2 separate regions of the Homo sapiens genome follow, and region 2 is linked to region 1. Evidence: chromatin loops called from intact Hi-C (ENCODE). Cell type or tissue: breast epithelium. All regions are shown on one strand. Links, peaks and the distances in the headings refer to the core of each region. The heading gives the core; the rest is flanking DNA. Region 1 has its middle 14 kb from the start of RAMP3. Region 2 holds the start of CCDC201 (coiled-coil domain containing 201).

Region 1 (16,566 bases), core at 4,305-12,304:
ATTGTCCTATTTGATATTCAGTCTCTCCCTGGTTTCTCCTGAGGAATCAGAAGAAAGACCTTTGGCAGCTAGGCAATCCAGATCAACTTCCCCTCTGAGGATGACTCAAGAAGCTGAACAATAATAGCCCCCAAAAGTCTTACTGAAAGCATCAAAAAGCTAGCAAGATCTGGAAGAAGACAAGAACCCAGCGGGGTGAGCCTAGACGTTCCAAGCTGCTTTTGCTCTGGAGGCATTTCCAGTTCCAGGGAATTAGCCTGAAGATGAGCTTTGTTTCTGGCCCTGTCCTTGGACTGGAGGTCTAGACGCCAAAGCCCAGTAAGATGTAAGAGGACAACATTTCACCTGATTTTTAATGCAGCTCTGCCAGTTTTCTTTTGGCAATGTCTATTGGTGATACTAATCTTGACCAATTTTTGCCGAGCGTCTCCACTGCTCAGAAAGAGACTAGCAGCCCTGACATCCGGGGGCCATGCCTTAGGGTGCTCCTGCTGAACACAAACAATTACCCAAAACATCGACCTCAGAGAAAGAAGCCTGCTCCATAATCAAGTGTAACTCAGGAGAACATCAACTAACCACAAAATGGCCCAACAGCTCCCTCTCCTGGGTCATGTGAGCAATTGCTGCTTCTTTACCAACTATAACTTTAGCTGAAGATATTTCATCACAGAATTAATTACTCCTGCTGCCTGACAGCCTCCCACCCAGAAAAAAACCCTGTTTTCTTAAACCCTCCCCCAAAATCAAGGCCCAATCTCATGAGGCCTTTATAACACCCTCTCCCCAAGTCGCCTTATGGTTCTCCAAAGCCTGTGTTCTCCCTTGTTACTGCAGCAAGAAATAAACCCAACTTGTTCAACCTGGTGGCCTTCGCCTGGAAGTCTTAACACTGAAAAGTGACTCTGTGTATCTCTCCATTTGTAGTTAATAAATATCTTGGGGGTTGAATTTGAGATTATACTAATAACTTGTTCTTTTCAAACTTGTGCCCGCTAATTTTAACATTCGTTGGTGGATCTTGTCTGTACCACTTATTACTGTGGTGTTTGCCTGATGGTAGTTTGTCTTCGTTCTTCTACACTTATTAACTGGAATTATTCTGTAAGGAAAGGCTGCCCTTTGCCCCATCATTTATTAGATTACTTAGCACTTTGTTCCAGCTTTGGCCATTGGGAGTGCCTTGAGATTGGCTCCCATGTTCTTTTGACAACTGTTCTTTTTTTTGGGCACTTTCTCACTTTCTGGCATGAGAAGATGCTCCAAACTCATCTTGTAGCTTCCCTGCTTCAACCTGGGAATGAGCCATTTTTCTAAGGATCATGGTGCCTTTTTACTGGAGAATGGTGCTTAGAAGCTGAGATCCTAGCAGAGCTGTCCATGCTCCTGGGTTGTCCCTTGTTGAGGCTCTCTCATCAGCAGACAGGCTAGGAAATATACGCATGTCTGCTAACCCACGCGTGGACATGCATGTGTATTTCTGTGTCTATCTGTTTGTATGCAGATTAAAGTCCTGAGTTTATACTGATACCTCTGGTTCCAAACCAACACAATGGGGCTCGCTTTAGCCTTTCCTCACTTGTAACTTCTTTTTCCAACAGTGAGAAACCCAGCTGTCATTATTATGATATTCTTACTAATTTTTTCAGTTCTAGTCCATGCCTCAAGTAGTTTCAGAATTGCTTGCCACACCCTTGGAGGAAATACATTCACTGGCTACATTACAGCATTTCTTTTTTTTTTTTTTTTGAGACATAGTCTCACTCTGTCTCCCAGGCTGGAGTGCAGTGGCACGATCTCGGCTCACTGCAACCTCCGCCTCCTGGGTTCAAGTGATTCTCCTGCCTCAGCCTTCTGAGTAGCTGGGATTACAGGCACGTGCCACCATGCACAGCTAATTTTTATATTTTTAGTAGAGACAGGGTTTCACCATGTTGGTCAGGCTCGTCTTGAACTCCTGACCTCAGGTGATCCACCCTCGTCAGCCTCCCAAAGTGCTGGGATTACAGGCGTGAGCCACCGTGCCTGGCCCATCGCAGGATTTCTGTGCGGTTCTTTTTGCCTTTAGCCATACAGGATCCAGTCCCGGTACTGTTTTCCACAATGACTTAGGTGAGCTCTTTTCCTCCCTGCTCCCTTCAATGCAGCTGTGCTGTTCATTTGCAGTGCTGTGAAGCTCAAGTGCTACTGTCTGCATTCCATTTTGGGTTTTGCTTGTTTTTTGAGTGTGTGAACTCTACTTTAACTCTAAGAGTCACACAAAAGGCTAGAGACGCAGAGTGTACCCCTCCCCATCCTATCACTTTGTTCTCATCCCCCTGGGTACCCTTTTTCCACCCTTCTCTTAGGTGACCAATCTCTTTAGCTCCTCATTTATCCTTTTCTATATTTCTTTGGCACAAATGAGCATGTACATGTCTATTTTCTTCTCTCTTTTTGAGACAGAGTTTTGCTCTTGTCACCCAGGCTGGAGTGCAATGGCACTATCTCGGCTCACTGCAATCTCCACCTCCTGTGTTCAATGATTCTCCTGCCTCAGCCTCTCAAGTAGCTGGGACTACAGGCATGCGCCACCATGCCCAGCTAATTTTTGTATCTTTAGTAGATGCGGGGTTTCACCCGTGTTGGCCAGGCTGGTCTGGAACTCCTGACCTCAGGTGATCCGCCCGCCTCGGCCTCCCAAAATGCTGGGATTACAGGCATGAGCCACCACACTGGCCCATAATCCACAAGTTTAATATGTGGTAGTTTCATTATTTTTCAGTTCAAATATTTTATCATTTCCATTTTTATTTCTTCTTTTGCTCATGGTTTATTAGAAGCATATTTCTTTAGCTGTTAAAAAGGAGGAAGAGGCGACAGAGCGAGACTCCGTCTCAACAAAAAAAAAAAAAAAAAAAAAAAAAAAGGAGGAAGAGCTCCACAATTGAGGTGAGGGTATTTCTAAGACATACTTTAAGTGAAAAAGGCAAAACACAAACAAGTATCCATAAAATGTTATCCTTCAGGTAGGAAAGAAGGGGATGTAAGAAAATAGACATGTCAACTGGGCGTGGAGGAGGAGCATTTCTTCCTTTGCTCTTTCCAGCGGCCATATGAGCAGTGTCATCTACGTTCTGCAGATAAGGAAATGGACTGAGAATTCATTTGCTCTTTCCAGCAGCCCTATGAACAGAGTCATCTATGTTCTGCAGATAAGGAAATGGACTGAGAACTTAGACAGGGAGTGTGTCTTCTTTCTCTCTGCACCCCGATGCCTGAAAATGTCGACTGGAAGACACCTAGGCCTGCAAGGCTGTGAGGGAAGTCAGGGGGTCCCAAGGGCTGCCTGTGGCCACCCTGACTTGGATCTGGAACACCTGCTCCTCCTTACTCATTGCTGCCTGGCGTGGCTCCACACTTACCCACTCCTCCAAAAAATGGCCCTGGCTAGGTTGGGTTTACAGTGGATTATTAATGCTTTGATAATCCTGCCTGCCCTCTCCCTCCGCCCTCTCTCTGTCTCCCCAGCCTCCTGCTCCTCCTCTGGTCTTCCTGTCCAGTCATGCTGCCACTGTCCTGCCTTTATTCTGTAGGCTGAAACATTCCTGCCTCCTGCTTCTAGTCTTCAAGTAAACTTTCAAGTAGCGTATGTTCCTCAAACATGGCTCTCAGGGAGCAGATCTTACCAGGAGTGGAAAAGGCTCCCCGTTGCCTGTCATGTGGTATATACACTTCTAGAAAGCCCTCCATAAATCCATTTCAGTAAAAGGGACATTTACCACTGCTAAGAAGGGATGGCTGAGCACACTAGTTCTTCACTTAACAACCAGAGTTATTTACAGAATCTCCTTCCTACACATGCTTTTGGGATTTCAAGTTTGAATTGTGACTTGAGTCTTACTCTGTCACCCAGACTGGAGTGCAGTGGTCCAATCATGGTGCACTGTGGCCTCATCCTCCTGGGCTCAAGCAATCCCCTTAGTTCAGCCTCCCAAATAGCTGGGACTACAGGTGCACATGACCATGCCCATCCAATTTCTAAAATTTTTTTTGTAGGGATGGGGTCTCACTGTGTTGCCCAGGCTGGTTTCGAATTCCTGGCCTCCCAAATGAACTCTGAAAAATTTTTTTTTGTATTTTTTATTTTTTTATAGAGACAGTCTCACTGTGTTGCCCAGGCTGGTCTCAAACTCTTGGCCTCAAGTGATCCTCCTGCCTTGGCCTCTCAAAGTGTTGGGATTACAGCTGTGAGCCACCGTGCCTGGCTTGACTTAATTTTTAATAAAATGTGTGTTTCAGTAGGGTTTCCTTTGTTCTGCATGGCTAATTATTGTACTGAGCCACGTCTTCCATGCCCAGAGGACATCTGTGTTTCAGTCAATGGACCCCATTGCTCCCCATCCTTGCCCACAGGTGCTTAGGCTGCTCCTCCTCTCAAGCTCTTAGACTCATGCATCAAAACATCCAAACAAGGTCCCTCTTCTCCAGATATCTACCTCTTCTCCTACAGTGTCTCTTCCTGCCTGAGTCCACCCTGTCTCACTCTGTCCTCTGCTTGCCTACGTGTATAAACCATACTCCTCAGAAGCATGAAAAGCTGCAGGCTGAGATCTTATTAGGCTGGGCCAACGTGGAGTGCAGTGGGACTGCCCTGCAGTAGTGGGAGTCGTGGGGCGGCCACTGTTCCTGCCAGCTCAGGGGTGGAAGAGGAGCATTTCTTCATTTGCTCTTTCCAGCAGCCCTATGAGCAGGGTCATCTATGTTCTGCAGATAAGGAAATGGACTGAGAACTTTAGAAAAGGACCTGGGAGCCAGGGTCTGAAACAAAGTCTGTTTGACACCAGAGTGAGGACAATCATTCTGCCCCGGCTTTGATTGCATTTTATGGTGAGGCTCAAAAGAGAAAATGGGAAAACTTCCTATGGGCTGTGACATGCTGTATAACGTTGGGCATAGTGGTTACTAGAAGTCCTTGTAAGCACTGTGAGCCAAGAAGGCCAGCGGGGTTGAGTGCTACTAGAAGGTTAACAGGCTGTCTTCTAAGAGGCCTCACGAGGTGGGGATACCTCAGTGGTACTGTAGTATCGCCACAGCATCCAGGCTTAGGGCCTTAACCTCACAGGCCCAGAAATGCACAGAAAACTTCATACACAAGGAAGGACTATGTGTTAGTTTATTCTCACATTGCTATAAAGAACTACCTGAGACTGGATAATTTATGAAGAAAAGAGGTTTAATTGACTCACAGTTCCACAGGCTGTTCAGGAGGCATGGCTGGGGAGGCCTCAGGAAACCTACAATCATACCGGAAGGGGAAGTGAGTACCTTCTTCTCATAGTGGCAGGAGAGAAGAGTTCTCGAGAGAGTGTGAGAGAAGGGGGAGGTGCTACACACTTTTAAATGATCAAGTCTTGTGAAAGCTCACTCACTATCACGAGAACAACAAGGGAGAAATCTGCCCCCGTAACCCAATCACCTTCTACCAGGCCCCTCCTCTGACACATGGAATCTCAGGTGTGAACATACTCCTCTGGCCTCCCGGGCTTTCTTGTTCCACCTATCTTCTGTTTCACCCAGAGTATGGCCATTCTCCAGGTCCTATGTCTGTCCTGATTTCTACACAGGTGACTCTTTAGCCATTTTAGGTGCTACTTGGGTCATTGGAAGAGATGATCCAAGGTAAGTTTGGGAAAGGCAGTGCTATGGGATGAAAAGAGCCAACAATTGACTGAGTCAACAAACTGGACCCCACGCTAGCTCTTTTGTGTGTGTGTGTGTTTCTTTTTTTTTAAATTATTATACTTTAAGTTCTAGGGTACATGTGCACAACGTGCAGGTTTGTTACATATGTATACATGTGCCATGTTGGTGTGCTGCACCCATTAACTCATCATTTACATTAGGTATTTCTCTTAATGCGATTCCTCCCCCCTCCCCCCACCTCACGACAGGCACCGGTGTGCGGTGTACCCCACCCTGTGTCCAAGTGTTCTAATTGTTCAATTCCCACCCATGAGTGAGAACATGTGGTGTTTGGTTTTCTGTCCTTGCGACAGTTTGTTCAGAATGATGGTTTCCAGCTTCATCCATGTCCCTACAAAGGATGTGAACTCATCCTTTTTTATGGCTGCATAGTATTCCATGGTGTATATGTGCCACATTTTCTTAATCCAGTCTATCATTGATGGACATTTGGGTTGGTTCCAAGTCTTTGCTATTGTGAATAGTGCCACAATAAACACACATGTGCATGTGTCTTTATAGTAGCATGATTTATAATCCTTTGGGTATATACCCAGTAATGGGATCACTGGACCCCATGCTAGCTTAACCACCGTCCCCTCTCTGGGTCTCAGATTTGCAACAGGTGGCGGGAGTGTGGGAACTATGGGCCTCACCCCAGAGTGGCTTCCAGGAAAGAACTTCCTGAAGCTGTGTGTGTGGCTGCCTTTGCACTCTGCAGCCATTTTATTCCAGGAATGTAACACATAGGCCTGTGCAAAGATTTTACCATGAAATCACATTGTTATTTGTTGTACAGAAAATCTAACACTAGAAAGTTGGTGATGTCCATTGTGATATCCACACAAAGGAATACTATTCAGCCATCAGAAGCCTTCTTTTTACAGTAGGGCTGAAAAGGGGAGGAGAAAATAATTTTCACTTTATGTATTACTGTGTTGCACAAGGTTTAAATTGATATATTTCTGTCTTCTTTACTGCTACCACCATGTACTCCTTTAACTTTATAGAAGGTTTTATTATTACCAAATAGTAAAATGGTCATAACAAACTAAGAAAAAACATCAGTATCTTCCCTGTTGTAAAATCTAATGAAGACAGATAAAGGATTTCCAATCACGGCAGACACAGTACTGGCAGAATGGTCATACTCAGGACACGAGAAAGCCAGGGAAGCCAAAGAGCACATTCACACCTGGCATTCCAGGTGCCCAGTGCATGTTCTCAGAGCAGCAGCAGGGGAGCCTGGAGGGTTATGATTTCACATGAATCTAACTAAAAAACGTAAAAAGTAGGCTGGAAGGTATTATGATTTTTTTTTCTAAAGTCAATATGCCACAGATGATTTTTATTTCCTTTTGTTTCACTTCATTTTTTATTTCTTCCCCCAAAACGACATGTACCACTTCTGTAAAGTGCAGAAAATGCAAACACAAAAACCCGGAAGGTGCCTTCCAAGTCTGCGAACTGCACAGGAGCCTGTGCCCCCCACCTCTCCAGAAGCCTGCCTTTCCCCAACTACCAACACCAGTTTCAGATCTTTTGCTATCATGAGGGTTCAGGACAGCTCTGCTCTGACATCCAGAAAGGAGGAGAGTCCCAGGTCAGCCATTTGGCCCTGGACAAATAGCCCTTTATTTACTTCTTTCTCCCTGTAATATGGGGACAGACAAAAATGAAGTTATTAAGTGCCTATGAACTAAGAGCTTCTGGCATACTTCATCTTTTTTTTTTTTTTTTTTTTTTTTTTAGACAGAATCTTGCTCTGTTACCCAGGGTGGAGTACAGTGGCGTGATCTTGGCTCACTGCAAACTCCACCTCCTGGGTTCAAGCGATTCTCATGCCTCAGCCTCCTGAGTAGCTGGGATTACAGGCACCTGACACCACGCCTGGCTAATTTTTGTATTTTTAGTAGAGATGGGGTTTCTCCATATTGGCCAGGCTGGTCTCAAACTCCTGACCTCAGGTGATCTGCCCTCCTCGGCCTCCCAATATGCTAGGATTACAGGTGTGAGCCACCGCACCTGGCCTACTTCATATTACTATTATTATTATTATTTTAAAAGATTCCCAAAGCAAAATCCTGGCATCCAAGAAAATCTGGAAGGAACATCTTCAGTTTCATGGCCCATGTCTCTTGCATTTCTCCTCAACACTTCTTGTGCCAAATGCTCACCTCCCTGACAGGGACCATCTTTGGTATTCACCAAGTCCTCCAGATCTCTGATGAAGGCCTCCCCCTTTTTCAGTTCAGGATATCAAGTCTGGCTTTGGGTAAGCACAGTCAGCACTGAGAGGCTACCCCGTTAGGCTAGTGTCCTTGAGCTCTTAGTCAGAAAGCCCATTCACAGCCACAGCATTTACTTTGACTCATTAGAGGTGTAACCTATTGAGAAAGATAAAGGAATAAGCAGAGGACTCAGGGATTCATTCATCCCACAAAAATCTGAGTCTCTACTATGTGCGAGGCTCTCTACTGGGCATCAGAGGCTTGAAGATGGGTAAGACAGGATTGCCGCTCTCATACGGCTGAGGAATACTATATGCAGTTTTGCCCCATCTCCTGCTCACACTCTCCCTGGCTCTGTATTTTATGTTACTATATTTCCCCTGCCTTTGCATCTGCCATGACTATGACTGTAACTATCCTGAGAGCCAGGGTGAGCATCTTCCAAGTTGTAGACTCACCATTCTTCTCAGCTTTTTGTCCTGTTTTTGACTTAATTAAACAGGAACCTGGGCTCTTGTGAGCAGGATTAGGGGAAAGAGCGATGAGTGGCTATAAGGCATCAAGGACTTGATTCTATTCCGAGACCAGGAGGTCAGCGAGAATGAACCATTCCAAAGGGATCTTGCCTTGAATCCATGCCCCAGCCTTGTGTGAGGGAGAGTGTGTGTGTGCCCATCCTATTGCTGGGGTGGTGTGTCTAGTGTGTGTCTAGTGTAAATTGGATCACAGTGGTGTGTTGAATGTGGGAAGGATCTGGCAGAGTGATTCAGTCCTCAGATGAGGGTATCTGGAGGGTGGGGTTCAGGGAGCTGTCCCTTGTTTGCTTTTCTGCTTGTTGAGTTTGAGGCACAGGTAGAGGACAGACTGGGGGCAGAGAGGTCAGGGTCATTTCAGATTTGTCTGCACAGGGTGCAGAATGCATGGTCTTAATGGTCATGGATTATATTGCCAAGAGGTGCTGAGGGAAGAGAGAGACTGCCAAGGGCCAGTCTTGGAGAAAGCCTGTGTTCTTAGGGCAAGGGAGGGAGAGAAAGACACTGAGAGGAGTGACTGAAGAATACCAGGAAGGAGAAAGTATGGGGGGTGGGGTGGAGGGAGTAGGGAGATGGGGGAGGGGAGGTAAGGGGGCCGCAAGTGCCAAATGCTGCCAAAGTTGGAGAAAATGAGGTCTGGCAGTGTTCACAGGGGTTGGGAACCAGGAGCGTACTTTGGAGCTTTCAGTGGCGCCTTTTCAGGAAATATCAAGACTAGAGGGAAAGGTTAAGATGAAAGGTGGCGAGTAGCGGGAAAGATGGTTGGAGGGTAGATGCTCCAAGAGTTGGTTTGTAAGGCAAACGTGGCAGAATTGGCTTTGGAAACAGAACCCCATATACCATCCCTGGAGTGGAGGGAGGGTGAAGATGAGGCGTGTAAAGATGAAACGGGGGAGCAGAGAGCACATCAACTTTTACCCAGTACAGGAGGCCACGGGGCCATCCACAGAAAGTGATAGGGACAGGAATGCAGCTGATGCTCTGGGGGACTGGGAGGTCTCGGTTGATAGCAGGCAGCTGTCCTTCGTTGAGCTTCGGGCTGAGCTTTGTGCTCAGGGCCTTAGACTTCATCATTATCTTAGCTATCTCCACAAAATCCTTCCAGACCAGACATTACCCTCATTTTACAGACCAGGAAACTGGGGCTTAGAAAGGCCAAGTAATTTTCTCCATGTGACATAGTTGGGAGGTGATGAAGCCAAGAGGTGAACACTTAACCCCATACCTAGGAGGGGATCAGCTGTGGGGCGATGCTGAGCCCTCCTACAAGGCTGCCCACGCAGCAGGACTGCTGGGCTGCTGCAGGCGTGGGGAGAAGCCATTTTAATAATGAAATGGAGAGACCCATAAGGCAGGCATAAGTATTGCTGAGACTTTTATTTTTGATTCTAGAGAGTCCAGAATACATGATTTGATGCAAGGAGGGCTGCCTTATCTTGGAGAATCAGATCAGGAATGTCCTGGGCCCCCCAGTTCTGCCGGGTAAGGGCGGCAAGGGCCGCATGGGTAGGCGGGGCTCGTCAGCCACATTCTCAAGAAAATCTTTTCCAATCTGGGCAACATAGTGAGACCCCATCTTTAGAAAAAACAAATTAGGTGGGCATGGTGGCATGTGCCCTTAGTCCCAGCTACTCAGGAGGCTGAGGCAAGAGGATGGGTTGAGCCTGGGAGGTTGAGGCTGCAGTGAGCAATGATGGCGCCACTGCACTGCAGCCTGGGTGACAGCATGAGACCCTGTGTCAAAAAAAAAAAAAAAAGCTCTGTGCTCCAAGGTGATGGGAGCTACTTTGGCATTTGTGGCCACCCACCGAAAACCAGAGGATGGGAAAAGTTTGCCAGGGAATGCTGATGGCGGGGGGGCACCGTCTTTGGGATAGTGGGAGAGGCTGCTGTGCTGGGGATCGCTCCAGCACTGGTCTGGGGCTTGGGGCTCCTCAGCTGTGCCTCTGCACCCGGGGCCCTTGGATTTGGTTTCCTCCTCCGTGGCTGTAGGGACCCTACAGAAGTGTCCTCTCAGCCTCTGTTCTTCTGGAAGGCTTGGGACAACCTGATGCAGACCTGGGGACTATGGCTAATGAGTGTGGGAGCCCCAGACAGAAAGCCAAATGGGAGGGGTGGGGGGTGTAGAGGCTGTAGGCTGGGCCCCTGTGGTTGGAGAGGAAGGTTTAAGACACAGTCAGGAAGGCTCTGAGGGCTGCCCAGACATAGTCTCTGAGGGGCCCTTTTGAACAGCATTAGGATGGGGCTAGCCTAGGAACCTCTAGGAAAGGAGCCAGGCTCACCCAGGGCTGGAACTTGTAGTTGAGGTGTCCTCTTCAGCATTGTCTGTCCCGTAAGCATAAGGCTGGGGGGCTGGCGGACATCAGGCAGTGTACCCAACATGGGGCAAAAGGGCTTTTACAGCCAGCGGAGCCAGGTGCTGTGAGCAGTATGAACGAAGGCAGGCCGGGAGCAGGGCCGTGGGCCTGGGCTCGGGAGGAAACCGCTGAGCAAGGTGGGCTGTATCCCCAAGTAAGGAGTCCCTGCAGGGGGTGGACGGGAGTTGACAGGCTCAGGCTGAGCTCCACTGGGCTACACTGAGTGTCTCAGGCCTCTCCATCTCAGGCCACGATTGTCCTGGGGCCAGCTGGGGTGGAGGTGGCAGCAAGGTCAAAGGGCAAGAGAGGTAGACAAGGCTAGAAGCACTAAATGCTCTGGGAACCCCAGGTGTGACTTAGAGATGACTGTGGAAGGGAGGGCAAGTGGGCCACCTACTGGGCAATAGGCCAGGGGGCAGCGGTCACAGAGTCACTGGCTTCTGAGACCAGACATGAGCAAGAGTTGGGCCTTAGGCACGGAATAGCACACCCTGTTGCTGCCCCCGAATACCCCCTAGGCTGTCCTAAAGCAGACTTTGCCTAAAGCCCAACGAGAAACGGTGCATGCCTCGGATGAGGGCTGGCCCCACAGCTGGATCTGAAGAAGGACTGGAGCACGGGAGTACATGGGCACTGGAGTTCTCTCTGCCTCTCCTCTCTGGCTGCATCTCTCGGCAGTGCCAGGGTTCTCTCCTCCTGAGTTTCGGGAAATGGTCCCAGGCTGAACTGAAGTCTCAGCCCAATTTCAGATTCCCAGCAAGGAGACTTTGAGCAGGAGCTTGGGTATTATGTCCATCTGACCATGCAGAAGGGGTGGAGACACCATGTGACTAGCTTACACTCAGCTGGGGGGTTGGAGGTGATTGGTTTGCACACTGGGCAGTGGTCCCAGGAAGCTCCTAGGCAGGTGGGGAATGTCATGTGTCCAGAAGATGCATGTGCAGATGTGTGTATACATGTATGCCCTACCTGTGTGTGGGGATGCCCTGAAAACTTAAAAAATTATGTAATAAAAATAAATTTTGCAATAGAAATATTGTTAAAACTTCAGAAAAGACACAAAAGAAACTTAACTGATATCTCTGGACAAGTGGGACTGAGGCGTTAACATTTAGCACTTTCGTAACTAAAAAATTATTTTGTAATAAAACATTTTGTAATAAAATAATTTTAAATAAAATATCAAAAAGATATTGTAATTGAAATTAATAAAATATATATTAAATATTTTTATAATAAATATGTAAAAAAAGTGACAAACACTCTACAGTATATCAATGTTTAAAACAAGAAAATGAAGACACACATAAGTATAAAAAATGCAAAACTGCAAAAAGGTACAGAGTGTTTGGGTGAGGGAAAGTTCATTTAGTTCTGTCCCAGGCATTTGATGGTGAAACCCAGTTCCTGAGCTGGGGATTGCGGGCGAGCGCAGGAGGGCACCCAGCCCAGAGATCAGATGTGAGAAAAGAGTCAAGGAAGGCTCCTCGGAGGAGGTGACCCTGCAGCTCCATCTTGACAGGTGAAGTTGAGCCAGGAGGAGACTGAGCTGGGGGAGCTGACCCGGAGGAGGAGGGTCTCAGAGCGAAATGAGGAGCCGGTTAATTCCAGCAGAAGGCAGAAATGAGCCGCTGAGAGCTCAGAGAGGGTACATGGGCATCCTGGATGGAGGACACACGCGGCTCACCTCCTCCAGGCTCTGAGCTGTGCAGAGAAGCGGGCCAGGCTCAGCCCGTACTCGGCTCCTCGGCGGCAACCGCACTCATGCATGAGAAGAGCGGCGTTCCTGTAGGTCAGACACCGCAGAGCTCGCCCCTTAGCCTGGCTGGCTTCTCCTCCTGTCCTGGCCTTTGAATGTCGAGCCTGCCGAGCCCCGTGCTTTTGCAGGGTTTCTGCACAGGTCCAGCCCGGCAGCCCGCCTCTCTCTGAGCTCAGGTCAGCCTCACAGCAACGCCCGTCAGGCCTGGCTCCTTCCCTCCACTACTGCTCCTTGTCTGCAGCCGGCCCCGTCCACCATCCAGGACCTAGGCAGACCAGCGGAGACTTCGGCATGGGCCTGCTATTCCCCAAACTCACCGGCTCACCATCTCCCCATCTCTTTCCCTGCGGAGGCATGTGTCCTTGTGCTTCCGGTGGATCCTCCGCACTGCTTCTCAAAGTGCCATGTGATGTCACACTCCTGATGCACGTGCACAACTTGCAGAGGGCATTTGTTCATTCGCTCATTACACAAGTATGCGTCAGGCGCACACGTTGTACTAAGCATTGTTCTGGGCGCTGTATTACAATCATAAACAAGACAGATGTGGACCCTGCCCCAGGTAGCATGCATTCCACAGGAAGGCATGCAGTAAACTTGAACATCATTCATTCCTCTCAGTCTTTTCATTTCCCCGGTGAAGGGGAAAAGGAGTGCAATATGAAGTCAGCACTGGAGTGCAAGAGGGGCTCCCCAACTACTACCTGAGGGACTTCAAGTAAAGCAAATCAGGCAATTAATCAGAAAATTACATTATTTAAAAAAATTTATTTATTTAGACAGGGTATCACTGTGTCACCCAGGCTGGAGTGCAGTGGCGCGATCACGGCTCAACACAGCCTTGACCTCCTAGGCTCAAGTGATTCTTCCATCCCAGACTCCCAAGTAGCTAGACTACAGGTGCTTGCCACCATGCCTGGCTAATTTTTTTTTTTTTTTTTTTTTAGAGATAGGGTTTTGCCATGTGGCCTAGGCTGGTCTCTAACTGATTTATTTATTTGAGACAGGGTCTCACTGTTTCACCCAGGCTGGAGCTCAGTGGTGCGAACACGGCTAACTGCAGCCTTAGTCTCCTGAGTAGCTGGGACCACAAGCTCATGCCACCATGCCTGGCTGATTTAAAATTTTTTTTTTTGTAGAGACAGAGTCTTGCTTTATTGCCCAGGTTGGTCTTGAACTCCTGGGCTCAAGTGATCCTCCCACCTCAGCCTCCCAAAGTACTGGGATTACAGGTGTGAGCCACTGCTCCCAGCCATGACTTTACTTTTTATTGAAGGATCAGGTCTATTATCACAAATGTGGAGTTCAGATGGTAGGTCAGTCAGCGTGCTAGCTGGAGATGGGACATACTCTCCAAAGAGCAGATTGAAGCAGGGAATGTCTGTGTACTGTGGTGTCCAAGGAGCCAGCGCTGTATGGGGAAGCACACCTAACATCTGCCAACCAGAAAGGGAGCCATCCAGCTGCAGCCCCAGGCCTGAGGGAGCAGGGGAAAGGGGCTGGGTCTAGAAGCCACTGGCAGGGCTGCATCGAGCCCTTCCATCTGCCACTGGTGCTTCCTATTGGCCAGAAAAGCGAAGGTAGAGGATCTGTGATGTGTCTGAAGGTTAGTGTGGGTGGAAGATCAAGTGTGGCACCGATCCAGGGGGCAGACATGAGTGCCCAGCATGGACAGAAACTTTCTCTCCATCCTTCTTGCCAGCTAACAGAGAGGACCTCACCTCGTCCTCCTCTGTAACAGTGGGGTGTGGAGAAAGATGGTGTTGAGTGGAGAGTGGTAGCAGGAGAAGTCACTGGCAGTAGTTTTAGGCTGACAGAATCTCTTTGAGCAGAATTACTAAAAAATGAAAAAGGGGTTTCCACCTAGAAAAAGGTGACTTGGGGTTTTTGTTGTGTGACTCTTTTGCAACCAGAGGGATTCTCCTCTCTCTTGGCTTTGAAGGTTTTTCACCTTAAGTCTGGGCTCCATAGACCTTTTGAAATTTGAAAATCACAGAGCCTGATTGTCGGCTGACAACGGCCAGCACCATCCATTGTTGCACTGCCTTCCCGTCCCCTGTGGCTTCCGTGTGGCTTTGTGGGAACCAAGCTGTTTGTGGAGAAAGCACACAGTCGAGCGTTCATTGGAGAGGGACCTGGTGGGTGGGCGATTGTCATCCAGGACCCAGGCATGAATAAAGGGTGACCAATGAGAATAAATAATAGCGCACATGAGCGGAGGACGGACTTGAGGACAGTCCAGCCGGGTTCCCTGGGGCAAAGCCTTCTCTCTGAGCCTCCATTTCCTTGGTATTACACACTAAAGTCCTGAGTCCTGGGGATGGGTTTTGAGGTTTGGAATTCAACATGAAGTGACTCAGGCAATAATTTAAACTCTTTTTCCATTATTGAGTATCCATCTCCTCTTTTAAGATACATTCTAATCCGATCCGTCATTCGCTAGATGATGCCGTTATCATCCCGCTTTAATCAGGTTTGAGGCTGGACGGTAAACTGAGTATCTGAAGTAGTCACACATTAAGACCAGTGAGGCCTAATTTCAAGGATGCAGTGCAGCACAAGAGGGGTTTCGGGTTGTTCTAAGGGAGTTGATGGTTTCAGAATGTGTCCTTTGTAGTGGGGCATGCAGGACCCAGGGAGAGGATTCTATTGTCCTCTTCCCTGGGGAAGCTCAGAAGAGGAAGATCGTGGGGTCATCTACAGCTCTCGCCACTGCTCTCATATCATTGCCCTCTACTCTCCCTCCTGGGTTCCCTTGACTCTTGGCTAGCATGTTGGACAGTCTCTCCCTGGTCTCACCAGCCCCTCCCAGGCCATAGCTGCAGCTCTTGCACATTTACTGTCAAAGCACTGCCAGGAAGGGCCCGGAGACCCCTAAGTGGACTGACTGCCTGGGTTTTCCATCTTCCTTTTTGGCCCCGGTGTGAAGCCGCAGCCCTTCCTTCCCCAATGATCAGGGTCAGCTCCTCCTATCAGAGTGGTCACTCTGTTCTCCCCCTGGTAGGATCAGGACGTCCAACCTGCAGAGTCAGAGTTATGGGCATGGGCAACATGACTTCCCCATGTGGGCCACTGGAGTGATGGCGTGGGGCCTCCTGCTTCTTCTTTGATATCCATCCCTGTGGAGTCTGCACAGCAACATGGCAAATGTACACTGCATTGTGGAGGATGGGACCTCACTCTCACAGGGCTTCATCTCCAAGCTGGCTTTTCAACAGGGTGACCCTGTACTCCAGCAGGAGGGCGGCTTCTGGGTGGAGCCGTGTGTGATGTGAGTAGGGCTGCCAGGGCTGGGTGTACCTCCCACACTGCGGGATTTTCCTGTGTGCTTTTCCCACCTCCATTCCCGGTGTCAGGGGTTGCTCTGGGGGAGGCCCAAGTAAGACGTGAAGTGTGTTAGTTGTATGAGTTTTAGGTTATATTAGGTGGTACAGTTTTCTAGGGCTGCCACAACATTTTATCACAAACTTAGCACCTTAAGCTACACGAGTGTATTATCCTACAGTTCTGACGTGGGTCTCCCGGGCTAAAGTCAAGGTTTTGGCAGGCTGTGCTCCTTCCTGGGGGCTCCAGGGCAGTCTGTGTTCTTGCTTTTTCAGGCAGTTGGCGGAGAGGAATTCTTTGTGGCTGTAGGCCCTGGGCCCCTGCTTCCTTGCTGGCCGTCAGTGGGGGCTGTTCCCAGCTCTAGAGGCCACCCCATTTTTTGACTGGTGACTCCTTCCTCCATCTTCAAAGCCAGCCATCGGAGGTCGAAACCTGTGACATCTCACTTCTCTTCCCCAGTCTCAACTCTCTGATCCAGCCAGGAAAGGTTCTCTGATTTGAAGGGCTCATGTGATTAAATTGGCCTCCCCCCACCCCCCACCAGATAATCCAGGATCATCTCTTTGCCTCAAGGTCTGTGAGCTTCATCACCTCTGTGTTCATATCAGTCAGGGTTCTCTAAAACAGAGCCAACAGGA
Region 2 (16,566 bases), core at 5,628-13,627, 720 kb after region 1:
TTCATTAATTGAAACATAACAAGGACCATAAAGCATTCACATCCTTTAACACAGTCAACTTCTGGATCCTATCTAACAAAATTGGTAGACACAAGTACAAGGTTTTTTTATGCAAAGGTTATCACTGGTATTTATAATGAGGAAAAATTGGGAATGGCGCTGGATAGAATTTTAAAGACACTCCTCTGTATTCCATGACCCCAGTCTCCAGAAGCTGTGAGTGGGATGAGACACTACCACTTCCAACAGTGCGATGGGCTCTGTGATCTGGCACACCGGACCTCTCATGAGCCCTTAAAACAGAGAACTTTTGCTGGCAGCAGGAACGGCCAGTCAGAGGGATTCCAAACCTGAAAAGGTTTTGTTCAGCCCCTGGTGACTTGAAAGTTGAGGCAGCCAGGTGATGAGGAAGGCAGCGGCCTTCAGGATCTGGGAGCAGAGCAGCCCCCAGCTGACAGCCAGCAGGGGAACAGGGAGCAGACCTCAGTCCTACAACCACAAGCAACTGGATCCTGCCAACCTGAAGGAAGCTGGAGATGGATTCCTGCCCAGATTCTCCAGGTAAGAAGCCACCGTCTCACCTGGAGAGAGCCCAGGCAGAGACCCAGCTGAGCCACCAGGACTGTGAGATAATGAATGGATATTGTGAGTGCTATTTGTGGTCATTTGTTATGTTGCCATAAAAAATTAAAATGCAACAGAAACACTAATAGAAAATAATACACAATAGAAAACTGATATACAAGTTAGATGATTTAAACACATAACATAGGTGTGTCTTATAACGCAAAGCTGGCAGTGCCCAGAAATCAGGTCTTTGAACCACACTTGGCTACAAGGAGGCAGAGGGGTTCAGGCATTGTGTGTAAATATATTTATTTTAGGGAAAAAGGGTTTGATTTCAATAAAGATGAGTTTGTGGGCATTTTAAGTTGAATAGAAACTGTACAAGAATGCACTTCCTTTCCTCATAGGTTTTGTCATGCGCGTCCGTGTGAAGAGACCACCAAACAAGCTTTGTGTGAGCAACATGGCTGTTTATTTCACCTGGGTGCAGGCAGTCTGAGTTTGAAAAGAGAATCAGCAAATGGTGGTGGGATTATCATTAGTTCTTACAGGTTTTGGGATAGGCGGTAGAGTTAGGAGCAATGTTTTGTGGGCAGCGGGGGGATCTCACAAAGTACATTCTCAAGGGTGAGGAGAATTACAAAGAACCTTCTTAAGCGTGGGGGAGATTAAAAAGAACCTTCTTAAGGGTAGGGGAGATTACAAAATACATTGATCAGTTAGGGTGGGGCAGAAACAAATCACAATGGTAGAATGTCATCAGTTAAGGCTATTTTCACTTCTTTTGTGGATCTTCAGTTGCTTCAGGCTATCTGATGTGTATGTGCATGTCACGGGATATGATGGCTTAGCTTGGGCTCAGGGGCCTGACAGGTTTCAAAACTGCATTTTCTGCAAAATACATGGGTTCGCATACACAGTGAGAGTTAAGATCTATTTTATCCCAAATAATTGCTGCAAGTTACATTATGCTTACCTCTAAGTGAGCATTGTTGGTGTTATTACCAGGGCTATTGTTTAGCTGTTTATTATTTTCCTCAAAGATGATCATTTAGAAATCTTGCCCTATGTCTAACATAAGCGGGCAGCACTCATTTCTCCGTGTCCCTCAGTCTGAGAATGCCCTGTCTCCCTTTCTAAGTTTCTCATCGTCTCCTGTCCCCAAGAATTTGGAAAGCTTTGTAGCAGCCAAACAGAGACTCAGTTCCATAGGCATGTCTAGGCGCTGGGGCAGCAAGACTTGTTCTGTCTTTAGCTGCTTCCTGTAGGTATCTTCCCATGGATGGAACATGTGATGTGCACCATTTGTGAAATCCAAGAGATTGCATTTTGAACACTTTAACTAGAGTGCCTATGGATAACTGCATATACTCCAAATATGTAAAAACATAGTAAGTACATTGTGCTAATATGTAGAAGATGCAATATGAATATCTAGGAAATCATCTTATATGTGAAAACATTCTTCTGAGTGCTGATAATTCCCAATCTTTCAAGGACACACTTCCCCAGAGTCACTCACATTATTTTTCTTCCTCCAGGGACTCATTTTGAATTTGAATTTCATTCTTTGAAAAACGAGATAGAAACATAACTACATGCCTGAATCACTTTGCATCAAACACAGACCACGGGAATAGTTCTCATGAAAACAGTTTATTTTTAATAGTAAAGACTGGAAAGAATTACTCTGATGTATTTATCTCTATGGTGTGCAATATAGGCAGTTTTTTTCTGCTTCTTTGTACTCTAATTTGTAAAATAAACATTTTTTAAATCTGATAATTTTGTAACCCAATAATATATAAGTTATAAAAAAAGAAAAAAGTAAACTTTTTAATAGCTTATACAGGAGGAACTAGTTCATAAAACCTATAAATGTTTAAACACACTACACAGTAAATAAATTTTTATCACTCATATAGAACATCCAATGAAATATGAAGTTACTGTCTAACTGCAGCCGCTATATCTAATCCCTCCTGTGAAGAATCTCATTCTCTGTTGGAAACCTCCAAAGAAATGTGGGTGTTTCCAGGAAGAACCCAATTATTGATCAGGAATATTTTCCACCCACCCTGCAGATCTAAACTTTTCACCTGTCTCTTAAAACTGAACATCCTAGACCTCACATGCCCTTAGAATCTATTATGTCCTATCTTTTAAGCCAGTCTGAGCCTATGTTTTAAGCCAGTCTCAGATTTCATCTAGGGGTTGCCCTTCTCACTGACTCCAGATGCCAGCCCACCTGTCCGCACACTTGAAGGGAGGCAGTGTAGGACTAGGCTGGAAATGTGTGCATTCTTTTTAGGAAGTAGAAAGCAAGCTTTTTAGAGTGGATGATGCAAACATTTATATGAATAAACTCTAGCTCTGTATTTAGTAACCATAACATGTCCACACAAACAGGTCTTGCTGAGATGCCTGTACTTGGGAGAATTGATGCTGACTTTGGGTTAAACTGAAGCTACCTGGACATCTCTTTCTTCTTCCTTACAATATGTATTACCTTCGTATTATTGATCACCTGGGTGGGACCCTGATGTTAAGCAGGGAGCACAGCGTTGGAGAGTGTAGGGGGTTGGCCCATGTAACTGTTAAAGGTTAAGTTCCTCTAGCCCTACACACTCAACAAACACAGCCAGCACTCTCAGATTTCCAGAATGCCTTCCAGGTGAGAATCACGGTTTTGGGGCTTTCCTAGAGTGGCATTTCAGGCTCACTAGGATACCTACCCTGCCCCTGATACCAGGTGTGGTGACTCCTGGAGACTTCTCAGCCATGCAGTGTGGGTGGACTGGCCTCTGAGTTCCTCTAAGCTTCCTTGCCTTTATCTGCAAACATCCTGGGATCCCACAGTCTGGTTTCTCCTACAGCCTATTGAGGAAGGAGGTAGGTACCCTCTAGGGGTGGGACTATGGGCACTCCCCTCCTCTCAAAACCTGGTTCCTCTCCACATAAGGGAAGGGAACATACATCCCTCACCATTGGTGCTCCAATGAGACCACCATAACCATAGGGTTGGAAACCCACCATCCAGTGCAGAGATTTTCTTTCCAGTTCCTGCTTCAGGCCTTCAATCCTGCTGTCTCAAATATGCTCATGGGGCATTGGCCCAACTCTTTCCTGAGAAGGCTGAGTGGCTACGGCCGCCCTCGCCTAGACATCAGCTCCACAGTCATTTCATCAGTCTGGGATGGGGTTTCCTCATGTGTCAGGTAAGGAACCTGAGGCTCAGACAAGCAGAGAGCTGTCTCCAAGGCCAGAGCTGGGCAGTGGAAAACCCAGGGCTCAAGTTACACACCATGCAGAGCCTTGTCTTCTTTAACCTGCCACCTCTGCTGACCCTCATCAATGTCAATGCCTCCCAGAAACACATTTACAGTCTAAGCAACAGGATCTTCTCAAACCTGTTTTTCCCACCCCATGGAGAAGGGCAACAGCATTGGGGGCCAGCCCAAGGAGGGCACCATGTGGACGATGAAGCCAGCCCAAGGCAGGCAGCTCTAGAGCACCCTGCCTTCCTGTCCTGGCACCAAGCACTCAGTCATCTTCGATGGTGAGCTCATGCTGGGTGGCTTCCTCAATGTTCTGAAGCACGTAGATCTCCCACTGTCGCACTCGCTCCATCTGTTTAAAGGAAAGGCATCACCCCATAGCAGCATCCATCTTTACTGGAGACAAGCTCTTCTGCTGCAAAATGTGCTTTAGAAAATAAATGCCCACTCAAGGTCTGCAGCTGGCCCAGCCAGCCCTATACAATTCTGCCTGTGTGCTTCAAACATACTTCAAATGGGATACTGTGCCACCCAGAGGGCCCACTCTTGGTGTGGAGACAGACGAGTGTATAGGTGAATGGGGTAAGGTGCAGATGAAGTCTGTGTCTGACAAAGGAGGGGACAGGGACAAAAAGTTCCAGGGAAGGGGCAGACAGGCTGCGAGCATGGAGTAGACGAGCCTGCGTGGGAACAGGTGCATAGGTCAGTCTAGATGGGATTTTGTAACTGTGCTCTCTAGAACCCCCTCTTCTAGGAGGGTGTTTAGGGCAGCTGCAGCAGGGAATGAAGGAGGCCTCCCCAGTTCAGCACAGGGAAGACGAGGATGGGTAAACTCCTGACACTAAACACGATGCCAGGATGGAGTAGAGACTGGAACCTGGGGATTTTGGGTGGCTGAGTCAGATCACGTGGAGTGTAGCTGGGGTCCGCTGGCCAACAATGGCAGGCCCACCATGGGTCAGTGGTCAGTGTCTTCCTAACGCCCTGAAAGTGTAAGACAGAAGCAAACCCACAGGACTGAGAATAAGGAACGAGAGTGGCCTCCAGAGGGCCAGCTGTAAGAGCAGAAGGCCTGAGCCAGAGCCAGCAGGAGCCACCGGGAGGCGTCCTGGAGCAGAGACAGAGTGGCCAAAGCTCTAAGCACCACTGCTGGCCAGCAGAGAGGGCCAGGCTGGGGTCTGCAAGATCCCATGATCATCTGGTAGGAGGACCAGCGAATTCCCAGTGCCCCTCCCTACCCGAGGCAGGGGCTGCCTTCCTGGTGCCCAGTGTTTATGTCCGTCCACAGAGGGTGACCTCTAGGGAGGCTGCTGAGAGCTGAGGCTCTCAGAGGGCTGTGTGGCGCAGGCACTGCCTGTCTGGACTCCCAGAAACTCAGTTTGTCACAGCGACTGAGGAAGATGCAATAGCCTCTGATCCCACAGAGGGGCCTTGTGGGGATCCAGGCTCAGCTGGGGGCCGCTGGGATGCTCCATCGGGAGCATCCACAACATGCGTTCCACATGGGTTGTTCCCCACAAGCTCTACCCATAGTGAGAGCTTCAGGTCCCTTCTCACCTTCAGCTCCCAGAATACCCCAGCCAGTCCCACCTCTCCTGGCCGCAGGTGGGAACATTAACCCATGGGGATGCTGACTAGCAAGAGGTGGCAGATGTGGTGCAGTGAAGAAGCAGTTAACCCCCGGGTGACCCTTGGTGGACAGTTCCCACTCGGAACTCGGGGCTTTCCGTCAGCTCCCACCCAGCCCTGTGATGGCCCCCTCCAAATCGGGAGGCAGCAGCCAGGCACAGCCACAGGACAGCAGGGCATGGAAGAGAGGCTGGAAAACTCCACTGCAAAATCAGCACCCTCAGAAGGTGAGAGAAGACAGCAAGCAAGCCAGGGTAAAGAACATGAGGGAGTGTGGCAAGGAAGAAAATATCATCATGCAGTAACCTCGGAAGACAGAACTGAGCAACTCTCCTAAAAAGTAGAAGAAAGGGCTAAATAGCAAATAGAAAAGAAACTCAGAGAATCAATCAGGATGTCCAACATCCAACTGCAGAGGATCACAGACGGAGAAAGAACACAGAGCCCAAGGTTAGGAAGGAAAAGTAGGGGAAGGTCTTCCAGAGTCAGATGGGCCCAGGGAGTGTCCTGCAGCTGAGCAAGACTACTCACCCCAAAATGAAACTCAGCACCACCAAGAACCACAAAAGGGACCTGGAGAGGCTTGGGCAGGTGGGAGTCAGGGACAGGGGCACACAGGGCCTTCCAGTTCTGAGAAAGGGCTCCAAGACTGCTGGCCGGAAAAGTGCCCCTTCTCAGGAAGCTACTAGAACAAGGCCAGAGGATAAACCAGGAAATGGGCGAGGAGGCAGAATTCTGCCAGGAGAGGGCCAGGGCACCTCCCAACTGGCTGCTACCCTGGGGATCAGAGCCCTTGCAATCCTCTTCTCATTGGGTCCTTTCAGCTTCACAGCATCTCCAATTAGCAAAGGAAGAAGATGGCCTCTGAGAGTAAAAAGTAGGTCTGAGACAGTGTGTGCCCTGCTGGTTCTCCAGCTGTGGCAAGGGCCTGCAAACCTGGCTATGGTGAAGGTGGGACATCCCTGTCACAATGGTCCATGGAAAGACACCAGAGCCACCCTAGCCAGGTCCTTAGAAATGCAGGAGTGCTCCAGGAATGTAACAGCTCCCTCTTCAAAGCATAGGAAGATGCCAAGAGACTCAGCACAGCCAGGCAGATTTTTACTAGAATAGGCTGTTTTCTGCTATTCTGTAACAAGATGACATATCAGACCTTCCCTGTCACCCCAACATGTCTGCAAAGCCCCAAAGCTGAAAGAGTCATCACCCAGACTCCTGTGAGCTAAAGAGCAATGACAAAGCAGCCAGCCAGCGGCAGCCTGGGTCTGGATGCCAGACCATGAGGCCAGGAAGCTCATGTTTACCATAGGCAGCATCAGTCACGGGGGCCCTCAGAGCAGAGAGCTGTCTTGGGACAGGGCAGCAGCAGGTGTCAGAAAGGCTGGACAGCCTTGATCCTGTCCCATGTGACCTCATGTGCAGAGTAAGGGTGTGTTGGCCCCCAATGCCACGCCATGGGAGCATTAATTGGGGGAAGGAGGGTGTTGAGTGCTCCATGTCCCAAGCAGTGCTCACTCTCCTAATCTTCCACAGGGACCCAGAACTCCTGGGGGAAAGGGATGGGGCAGGGACAGGGTTAATGCATACCGCAGCTGCCCGCTTCTTCGGGTCTCGTCTCTTCCTCCCTGTTGTGTTCAGGATCCCAGGCAATCCAGGGTTTTGTGCCCAGCTCTTTGCCCGGAGGGACTCTTGCTGCTGCTGCTGCTGCTGCCGCTGCCGCTGCCGCTGGGTTAAGGAGGCTGATGTGGGCGGCTCCTCCCCAGGAGCTGAGAGATCCAAGCTGGACTCCTTGGAGGCCCAGAGAGTAGAAAGCCTCCTTTTCCTAACAGTGGCTGGAGGGCTGACCCCTGCTGGGTGGGATGCAAGGTCCTGAGAGAAGTGTGCAGGCATTGGGGACCCACTGAGATAGGAGGCACCTCCCGATGGCCTTGGGCTCCAACCCAGGGCTGCCTCCTCAGGGGTGCTGTGTTTCAGGGGCTTTCTCAAGGTGGGGCTCCTGATTGCTAGAGAGGGGCTCTCATCCTCAGAGGAGCTCAATCCTAGATCCTGCAAAGTAAAAACAGAGTTTTGAGTCCTAGAAAGTCCTGGGGAGCCTTGAGACAGGCACTAAACTCTGACCCCAGGCACATTCTTATTTAAGCATGATGGCCCCATGAGGCAGACCTAAGTTGTCGCCCAGAGAGGGGAGTGTGCAGAACCCAGGGGCAGAACTGCAGGCCCTGAGATGGAACCCTGCACAGGGCTAGACCACGCCCCTCTGTGCTTGCCTTTTCATGGATGTAATTATTGTCAAAACAGTAAGCATTGTCAGAGATGTATTTTTCAAGAATAGGATTGAAGCATAGATAACATTCAGGTAACCATATTTTTCCACCAAGAAAAATCTGTAAGGCATTGTCAATGAAATCATCCTGACTTGTAGACTCACAACATAAAAAGGCAAAACTGTTGACAAACATTGTAGTATTTTATGAACAGGTGAAGCACACTGGGCAGGTGGCTTGCAGTAGGTGCTGTGTGCCCTGGAGGTAACATCCCAACCCCAAGCCCCAGGATGGACTGTAACAATTCCATCACAGCCAATGTTTTCTTCCAAAAGAATGCCTTAAGTGAATCATGCTCCTGCACTCACACCCTTTTCTCAGATCCTGATGAACTATACCCGGCAAGCACATTTGTGTTCACCATAAGGTATGTGCCTCTGCAGTGCCCCTTGAAGTCTGTCCATGTTAAAGTGACCTGACAGCAGATTGAGTTGTCCAATTGCTTTGTAATGATCTCTTGGTGTCTCAGACACACACATGCGTGCTCCTAACTGGTATCTCCGCACATCTGGCCGATTTACTACCAATGGAGGTAACTGCCAAAGCAATATCAGATTTTTCATTTTATGTTTAATCCCACTTGAATGGAACAATTTCCGGCATTTATTTTTTGGTAGTAGGAGTAACAGTGCCCAGTTACAATGTCTGCTGCAGGCAATGACATCCTAAATCAATTAAGGAAGCCACTGTCATTCAGGGTGTAGAAAAAACTGGAACTTTTCTAAAAGAAAAGAATGTTAAAAATGGAATGATTTTAACATTTCCTGATGCATGCCTGCCAATACCGTATAATTAGCAAGTGCATGTCCATTGCCTGGACAGAGCCAGCAATCACAAGAATGCAGAATGTACCTAGGAGAGACTCAAAAAAGCACATCAGCATTCCTGAAAACAGGTCCACTCCAGTCTAAGGTGAAACCCTGAGGGCTGCACCTAGGAGTCCACCTGCTCAGGACTGGCTTGCAGCTTCTTCCCAGGCTGATAACTGTGTCATAAGTTCAAGGACGTCACCACTTTGCTAAATTATTGTATGCATTTGTACACAGAGAGGATTATCTGGTAGTTAATTTTGGGGGAGGCACAGCTAGAAACCATTTTAATGATGGTGAAGTAATAGAGAGCTAAGTTTCTCTTAGAACAAAGAGATAGATGAGCACTTGCTTTAAACCTGAGATGGATTAGGGATATTCATTCAAAGTGGTGGGAAAGTATATTAGTTATTTACTGGGTAACAAATACACCAAAACATAGTGGCTTAAAACAGACATCTGTAATTGTAATTTCTATGGGTCAGGAATTTGGGAGCAGCCTCTCTGGGAAGTTCTGGCTTGGGGTCACCCATGAGGCTGTCATTGAGGTATTGGCTTCATTCATCTGAAGGCTTGACTGGGGATGGAGGTTCTATGCCAAGGTTGCTCACTACCCACATGCCCTGCAATTTGGTGCTAGCTATTGGTGGGAGGCCTCAGTTTATTTCTGCCTGGCCTCTCCAGGGGCTAGTTGAGTGTCCTCCAGATACAGAATAGTCTTCTCCAAGGAGAGTAGGCCAAAAGAGCACAGCATGGAGGCTGCAATGTCTTTGTATAATCTAACTTCAGAAGTCACACTCCTTCATTTCTGCAAAACCTATTGCTTGCACCAGTCAGTTTTCTTCAGTGTGGGAGAACCCCACAAAGGTATGACTACCAAATTGTGAAGGTCACCGATGGCCATCTTAGGGACTGGCTGACATAGAAGAGATAGTGAAAATTGCATTTAAGGAGAAGCCACAGTCCCTGGTCTGTGGCTTCTCCCACCTCATCCCCAATGTGAGGCCTCAGGACTCCCCTCACTCTTCAGAGCACAGATGGCTGGACAAAGAATGGAAAGAGTCTTACATCATCCTAGGAGATGAGCCCTGTATTTTTCAAAGCCAGCACTCTGACATGGTTTTTGCATCCACTCTGGGGAGGACCCTTCCTCAACCACCCTGCCCTCAGCTTTCAGGGGAAGGGGCTGTAGCACTTAAACACAGCTCTCATTTTCTAAGTGAATTCCTCTTGTTAAAGTCAAACAATATAGAAACAAACAAGTTATACTAGAAAGTCCAGTTGAAAGTCCAGTCTTAACCTTTCTCTAGTCCTTCTCCCTCTAGGTAGTTTCCTTTAGCACTGTGTTACCTCTCCTTCCAGCATATTTCCATGTAAGCAAATATGACACATGCATTCCATATATAAAGGAAAAAACTTAGGTATCTGCATAAATGGAATCATAATACACATTGTTACATAGTTTTCCACATCCTTGACGATTTCTCATGTCACTGACTCTTTTGAACAAAACATGCACAATAGAATATTTGAATGTGGCATAATGAGATAGTATAGAAAGAGCTATGTGTTTCACTTCCCACCAAGGCCTTAGAATGAGGCCAGGGCAGAAGAGGTTTGAAAAAAAATGTGGTCTAAGGAAGGTTCTTCTTGGAACCATCTATTCAGTAGAGTGTGCTGGAACATTAAAATCTGTTCTCATTGATTTCTTATGCATTCTTATGAGGTAAGTATAATTGTAGTCAAGTCACCAGAGGAAATATTCAAACCCAGATGGCTTATTGGCCTGAAACAGAAGCAGCAACAATGAGGTGTGAACTAGAGTTGGTGAAACCAAGGCTTACCCAGGAGCAACTGTTCTGTGGAGGTCTGGCTTCACATCCCAAACCCGTCAGTCTTGGCCGGAAAGGAGGGAGGGAGTGCCTCCTCCTTTTGGGATGATGAGTTGATCATGACCACTTACAGAGCTTCTACTGTGTTGCTCTTGGAGTATGTTTATTTTGTACATCGTTTCCTTCAGCAAAGCCCTTAAAACTGGATTTGTGTGAACTCCAAATAACCTGAAGGATAGGATTTACTCCACAGCATGAGTCAGCATCAGAAACTGCCAAGCTGCTTTCCAACCTGCCTGCACCATGTTTCTATCCCACCAACCAGCATCCCGTACATTGCTGGTGGGTTGGAAGAATAGTACAGGCAAGCTGGAAAACTGCTACTTTACAGTTTAGTTGCTCCACATTTTTTTTTTTTTTTTGAGACAGAGTCTCGCTCTGTCACCCAGGTTGGAGTGCAGTGGTGCAATCTCAGCTCACTGTAACCTCTGCCTCTTGGATTCAAGCGATTCTCCTGCCCAGCTTCCAGAGTAGCTGGGATTACAAGCATGTGCCACCATGTCCAGCTAATTTTTGTATTTTTATTAGAAATGGGGTTTTGCCATGTTGTCCAGGCTGGTCTCGAACAGATGACCTCAGGTGATCCACGTGCCTCGGCCTCCCAAAGTGCTAGGATTATAGGCGTGAGCCACCGCAGCCAGCAGTTGCTCCACATTCTTACCCACATTTGGCACTGCCAATTTTTAATTTTTAAAAAAGTTTTCTGACAGTCTAGTAGTGCATCTCATTTGCACAAGCAGCATCTTACTTGCATAGTGGTTTTGATTTGCATTTCTGTAATGAGTAAAGAAGTTGAACATCTTTTCATGTATTTATTTACCATTGATATGACTCCTTTGGTAAGCTGAAAGAACTAGAAGCCAAATATATTTGTCATGTTAATAAAGGCAAACAATAAACTCACCTATTAAAACACTGAGATTGGGTTAGAAAGCAAAATCCAACTACACATTGCATACAGTGAGACATACCTAAGACAAAGTACTGTAGAAAGCTTCAAAGTAGAATTATGGGCAAAGATAATGCCACAGAAATGCAAATGAAAAAATGTGGACATCAATATTTATATTGGAAAAGGTTGAATTTATGGCAAAATACATGAAACAAGACCAAAACTGGAAGTACAGTGTAATAAAACCCAAAACCAAAATGCATAGCTGTTATGATTACAACAGACAATACAGCATCAACATTCATAGAGCGAACTCCTAGGAAAAAAATACAGAAAATCAGAAATAAAGTAGTAACTGAGACTGATTCACCTTTTTAAGCCCATGCTAGATCACGGGGCGGGCGGGTGGAGGAACAAACCAACAACAACAAAAAAACCAACAACAACAAAATCAAAATCCCATAGAAGATTATCTTGTTACTTGGAGAATAATCAGCACTGGAAAGACTTTAAATTCTTCAACTTCAAAAAAGAGATTGAGATCTCAGAGTAAAGTTAAGAAATGGGGGTGAGAAGACAGACTGGGACTTTTATCAAACAGAAACTGCAAGGTAACATTAAGTATATTTTTATTAACAGAAACTACTTTTAACTAATCTATTTATAAAAGTGATCTAAAAATCAGTACTTAAATGTTGATAATTTGATGTTTTCTGATAAAATATTGTAATATATTGAAAGCTTACAGAGAAAACAATTTAGTATGTTTTACAAATGTATGCCCAGAACAGATGACCCAGACATGCATAGGAGGATGTCATGTGGCAGAAGGTACATCTCAAATAATTAGAGAAGAATGTGTTTTTGTTCTCTTTCATCACATCTTCTTCTGGCTGGTTGGCCACTTGGGAAAAAAATAATAACAGCAAAGCCAAGTCCCTGTAACTCATGGCTTACACTAAAATAAATGACAAGGAATCTAAGATTTTAAAAATTCATAAATTACCAGAAAAAAAAACAAAAAAATTAAAAATCTGAAACAAAGTCGGGTTCTTATATCACATTGTTCACCAAGATAACTCCAAGTGGATTAAAGACTTACATGTAGAAAAGAAAGCCATAAGAGTATTAGAAGGAACTATCAGTGCATTATCTATAAACTTATGTAAGGCTTTGCTATGACTTACAACATAGAGGCCATAAAAGAGCTAGACTACATATAAACTTATAAAAACTTCTACAATAAAAAGGAAAGAAAAAAGATACACCAATGCAAAGACAAAAGATGAACCACAATTTCTATAGAAGATAAACAAGCAGTGAATCTTCCTATTTAGAAAAACATCCAACAACCTGATGGATAAATCCACACAGTTTCTTAACAGTTCATAGAAACTGGTCCTTCAGTATACACATGCTGAACCTCATTCTCAGTAATAAAAATGCAGATCAAAATGAAACCAAATTCCCATTTGGTTTTATCTATCGGACTTCAAAAATTTAGAAGTATGAAAACTTTAGACAACACAAGGAGGAAACTGGAACACCTTCTATGGAAGGCAGTTTGGAAACTGGAACATCTTCTATGGAAGGCAATTTGGTAGCACTCAAATTTGTAAGTTAGTATTCTATTTGGACACCAACTCCCCTTCTAGAGAGTTACTCTATAGAAGGATATTCGAAACAGCTAAAAACAATGTTTCCTTATGGTGGGGAAAGGGCTGGAGGACAGCAGTGGTCACTGTGCATCTTATGCTTTTGAAATTTTATGCTCTTATACTTTTGATCACTTTTGAAACCACAGGCATGCATTTTCTATTTATAAATAAAAAATAGAAAAAGAATCCCTACTTCTCTGACGAAGAAGCCCAGGCACGGGAAACTAGGAATGGGGTGCCCAGGACTGCTGGGTTGGGAGAGGGAGTTACTTCTCCATCCAGCAGGCGGAGCTGTAGGCTCCAGAGCTGTATGCAACGCAGGGTGCTAAGGACAGGTTTTAACTTCAGGTGGGATTGTGATCTACTTCTGCAGGATGGCATTTCCTTTTGCATCTAGAGCATGAGGTGTCCTGTCACTGTGCCCTGGGGCTGCTGGTCCCCTTGGTGGCCTGGCTTTCCCTAAGGGCTGTGGCTAAGGTGGTTCTTAATGCTGAGGTTCCAAAGGCCTCATGAGACAGGCCAGGGGAGGAGATGGAGGAGGACCAATGCCCAGTGTCTCAGGACAATGTCTGACCCCACCTGATGTCACTGAGATTGTGCGTGGGCTCTGGGGAATCTGGAGGGCCTGGGACACACCTGGGGCCTCAGAGCCCAGGCTGATGAGATGTGGAAGCCCAAGGGCTCTGGCAGAAGATCTCTCCTGCAGGCCATGTCGTGGGCATCAAGAGGAGACTCTGGGCAAGGCTCCCGAGGACCCCAGGGTGTTAGTGCCCGGCCTGCCCAACCCACAGGCCACCAGGACCAGGCCACAGCTTTGTGCCAGCTCAGGACAGGGCCAGGCCTAAGGCCAGTCCTCAACCAACCTCTTGCTCGGGCAGCCTTGAGGGCCCTTCCTTCCTACCCACCCGCCACCTCTTACTGTATTCAGCTAGATCTCATTCCCAGGCTGCACCCCTCCCCACCTACCTGCACCCCAGGCTCCATCCTGCTTTGCCTCTGGGGCTGGCTTCCAAGTGGGCAGTTGCAGCGCCCACCCTGTGGCCCTCAGCACCAAGAAATACCTGCTGTGTCCCCACTTAGGCCCAGGTAGGTATGCAGGAGCCCACCCGAGCCAGAGTTAGCCTGACGGCCACGCCATTGCACAGGTGTGGGGCAGGTTTCCCTCGCCCTCTAGGTCTTCCCCTTGTTGGTTTCTGTTGTGTGCACCTGAGCCTGTGGGAAGTGAAGGCTGGCTGGGCACTTGCGCCCCACCCCCCCACCCCCCAGCAACAAGCCACCTGTGCCAAATACTGTTTGATGTGCATCATAACCACCTACGGGAAAGGAGATTACCACCCCAACTCAATCCACAAGGCAACTGGAAAAAAAAAAAAACACGTTTCCATGTCAAGAAAAGAGGACCCACAACCACTGGACTACAAGGTATGTTTCTCTGCAGAAGACTCCTTACCAGTCAGTCCTTCATTGAGTGCTTCTGAAACTTGAGCTGCTCAGAACCTCCTGGAGGGCTTGTTAGAGCCCAGAGCGCTGGGCCAGCCCCAGTTCCTGATTGGGCAGGCCTGGGCAGGGACCCGTGATTGGTATCACCTAACGACTCCCAGGTGTTGCTCTGCTGCAGGTCCACTTAGGAACCACTGCACGAATGAAAGGCAACACGTGCCACAGAGTAATGGTAAATTAATCTTTACCAATCTATACTAAAGCTGATCTATACTAATAGTAATCTCTAACCATGCCTTAACTTTTTTGGGGAATGAAACTAAAAAGAGCAATTCAGAAGCTAGTAACGACTAGAATGATCTGTGGTAGTTTGTTCTTAGACATAATCTCAGTTTTCTAACAACCCCAAAGCAAAGTTTTTAGTGTGCCTATTTTATTTTATTATTCATTTACTTACTTTTTTTTTTTTTTTTTTTTCAGACAGAATCTTGCTCTGTAACCCAGGCTAGAGTGCAATGTGATCTTGGCTTACTGTAACTTCTGCCTCCTGGGGTCAAAGGATCCTTCTGCTTCTGCCTCCCAAGTAGCTGGGACTACAGGTGCATGCCACCATGCCTGGCTAATTTTGGTACTTTTTTGTAGAGACAGGCTTTGCCATGTTGCCCAGGCTGGTCTCGAACTCTGCGTGATCTGCCCGCCTGGCCTCCCAAAGTGCCAGGATTACAGGTGTGAGCCACCATGCACGGCCAGTAAGCCTGTTTTAATAAGGGAAAGACAGCCCATAGTTGTGGGGCAAATTGCTGGAGTTTACCTAGTGGTATTTAGCAGAACCAAGACAAGAACCCAGGACTGTCTGACTCCAAAATAAGTGCTTTTTATCCCTTGCTACTCTGTATTGTTTTTCTGAACTTTGCCACTAAGTTGCCATGTGATTTTGGTGAATGAATGCTGTCACTGGCTCTCTCCTTTCTCTGTAAAATGAAGTGCTATGTGAGGGCTTTCCCAGCTCTGAAACATCTGCACATAGGAACCTAAATGAGGAGGCACGGCTGCAGAGCTAAGCGGCTCTCAGCACCCAGGCCTGTGTACAGCACGCAGAGCTGAGGCCTGCGGTGAATGCTCACCCTCACCCTCTGACTGTCCGCTTTCAGAACACTCAGTGGCAAGAGAGGTTGAGATCCCTGAATCCTGGGTTCTTCCTGAGGCTTCAGAGAGCACTAGAAAGGGTTTGTCAGAGAGCCATCCCAACTTGCCCTGGTTGGCGCAGAGCAACACAGCCGGGTGACTGGCTCCAGGTTCAAGTGCTGAGAGTGGCTCGAAATTCTTCTACCCTGGGGGTGGGGCTCTAGGGGTACAGCCTTTCTGGAGTGCAAGTTGGTGTGAATGTATGATACACTTAAAAGTATGGATGGCCTTGAACCAGCAATTCCACTTGTATGAGTATGTCAGGAGATAATCAAACTGAGTCATTCCTTATTTCCTGTTACTGGTAGCCATGGAGTGTTATCTTTAAAAGCCCAAGTAGATGCAGTGTGCAAAGCCAGGAAAAGGACACTGATGAAATAAATTAGAATGAGTCTGAGGGAAGGAATACTTTGCAGCCAGTATGTGAGTATGAACATGTGTATGTGCATGGATGTACACATGTGTGCATACACACACTACAGAGAAGATGTTTGTGATATATTAAAGGAGAAAAAAGCTATAGAATAGACAGTATAGTGTGATCTCATTTTAAAAATGACACAGGGTTGGGAACAGTGGCTCACGCCTGTAATCCCAGCACTTTGGGAGGCTGAGACAAGTGGATCACCTAAGGTCAGGAGTTCAAGACCAGCCTGTCTAAAATGGTGAAACCCCATCTCTACTGAAAATACAAAAATTAGCCAGGCATGGTGGTGTGCACTTGTAGTCCCAGCTACTTGGGAGGCGGAGATACGAGAATTGCTTGAACCCGGGAGGAGGAGGCTTCAGTCAAAAAAAAAAAAAAAAAAAAGAACAAAATTAACACAGGCACATATGTACACACATATCCAAAAAGAGACACACAGAAATGGTAGCGTTTGTGACATCCAGA

Evidence for each region. A loop is a pair of places that touch in the nucleus more often than their neighbours do. Peaks named below come from ENCODE experiments on the same cell type or tissue, not always from the same donor. Only the 100,000 strongest peaks of a DNase experiment are listed, where the experiment ranks them.
Region 2: a loop joins it to region 1, with 5 times the contacts of the local background. A loop is called at or near these places in 68 of 110 quality-filtered maps.

Annotation. Positions count from the first base shown.
Region 1 is chr7:45,135,725-45,152,290 of GRCh38, forward strand. No RefSeq gene overlaps it. Among named protein-coding and RNA genes, the nearest start is that of RAMP3, 14 kb to the right of the region's middle. RefSeq lists an enhancer at 5,139-5,208. In breast epithelium, for the core only: no CTCF peak of the experiment used is centred there; no DNase peak of the experiment used is centred there.
Region 2 is chr7:45,858,975-45,875,540 of GRCh38, forward strand. CCDC201 (coiled-coil domain containing 201) reads right to left here and starts at 14,108. Exons shown (of 3, transcript NM_001395235.1): 1 at 14,016-14,108; 2 at 7,062-7,520; 3 at 1,020-4,197. The coding sequence starts at 14,033. The coding sequence ends at 4,111. In breast epithelium, for the core only: no CTCF peak of the experiment used is centred there; a DNase peak (open chromatin) is centred at 8,694.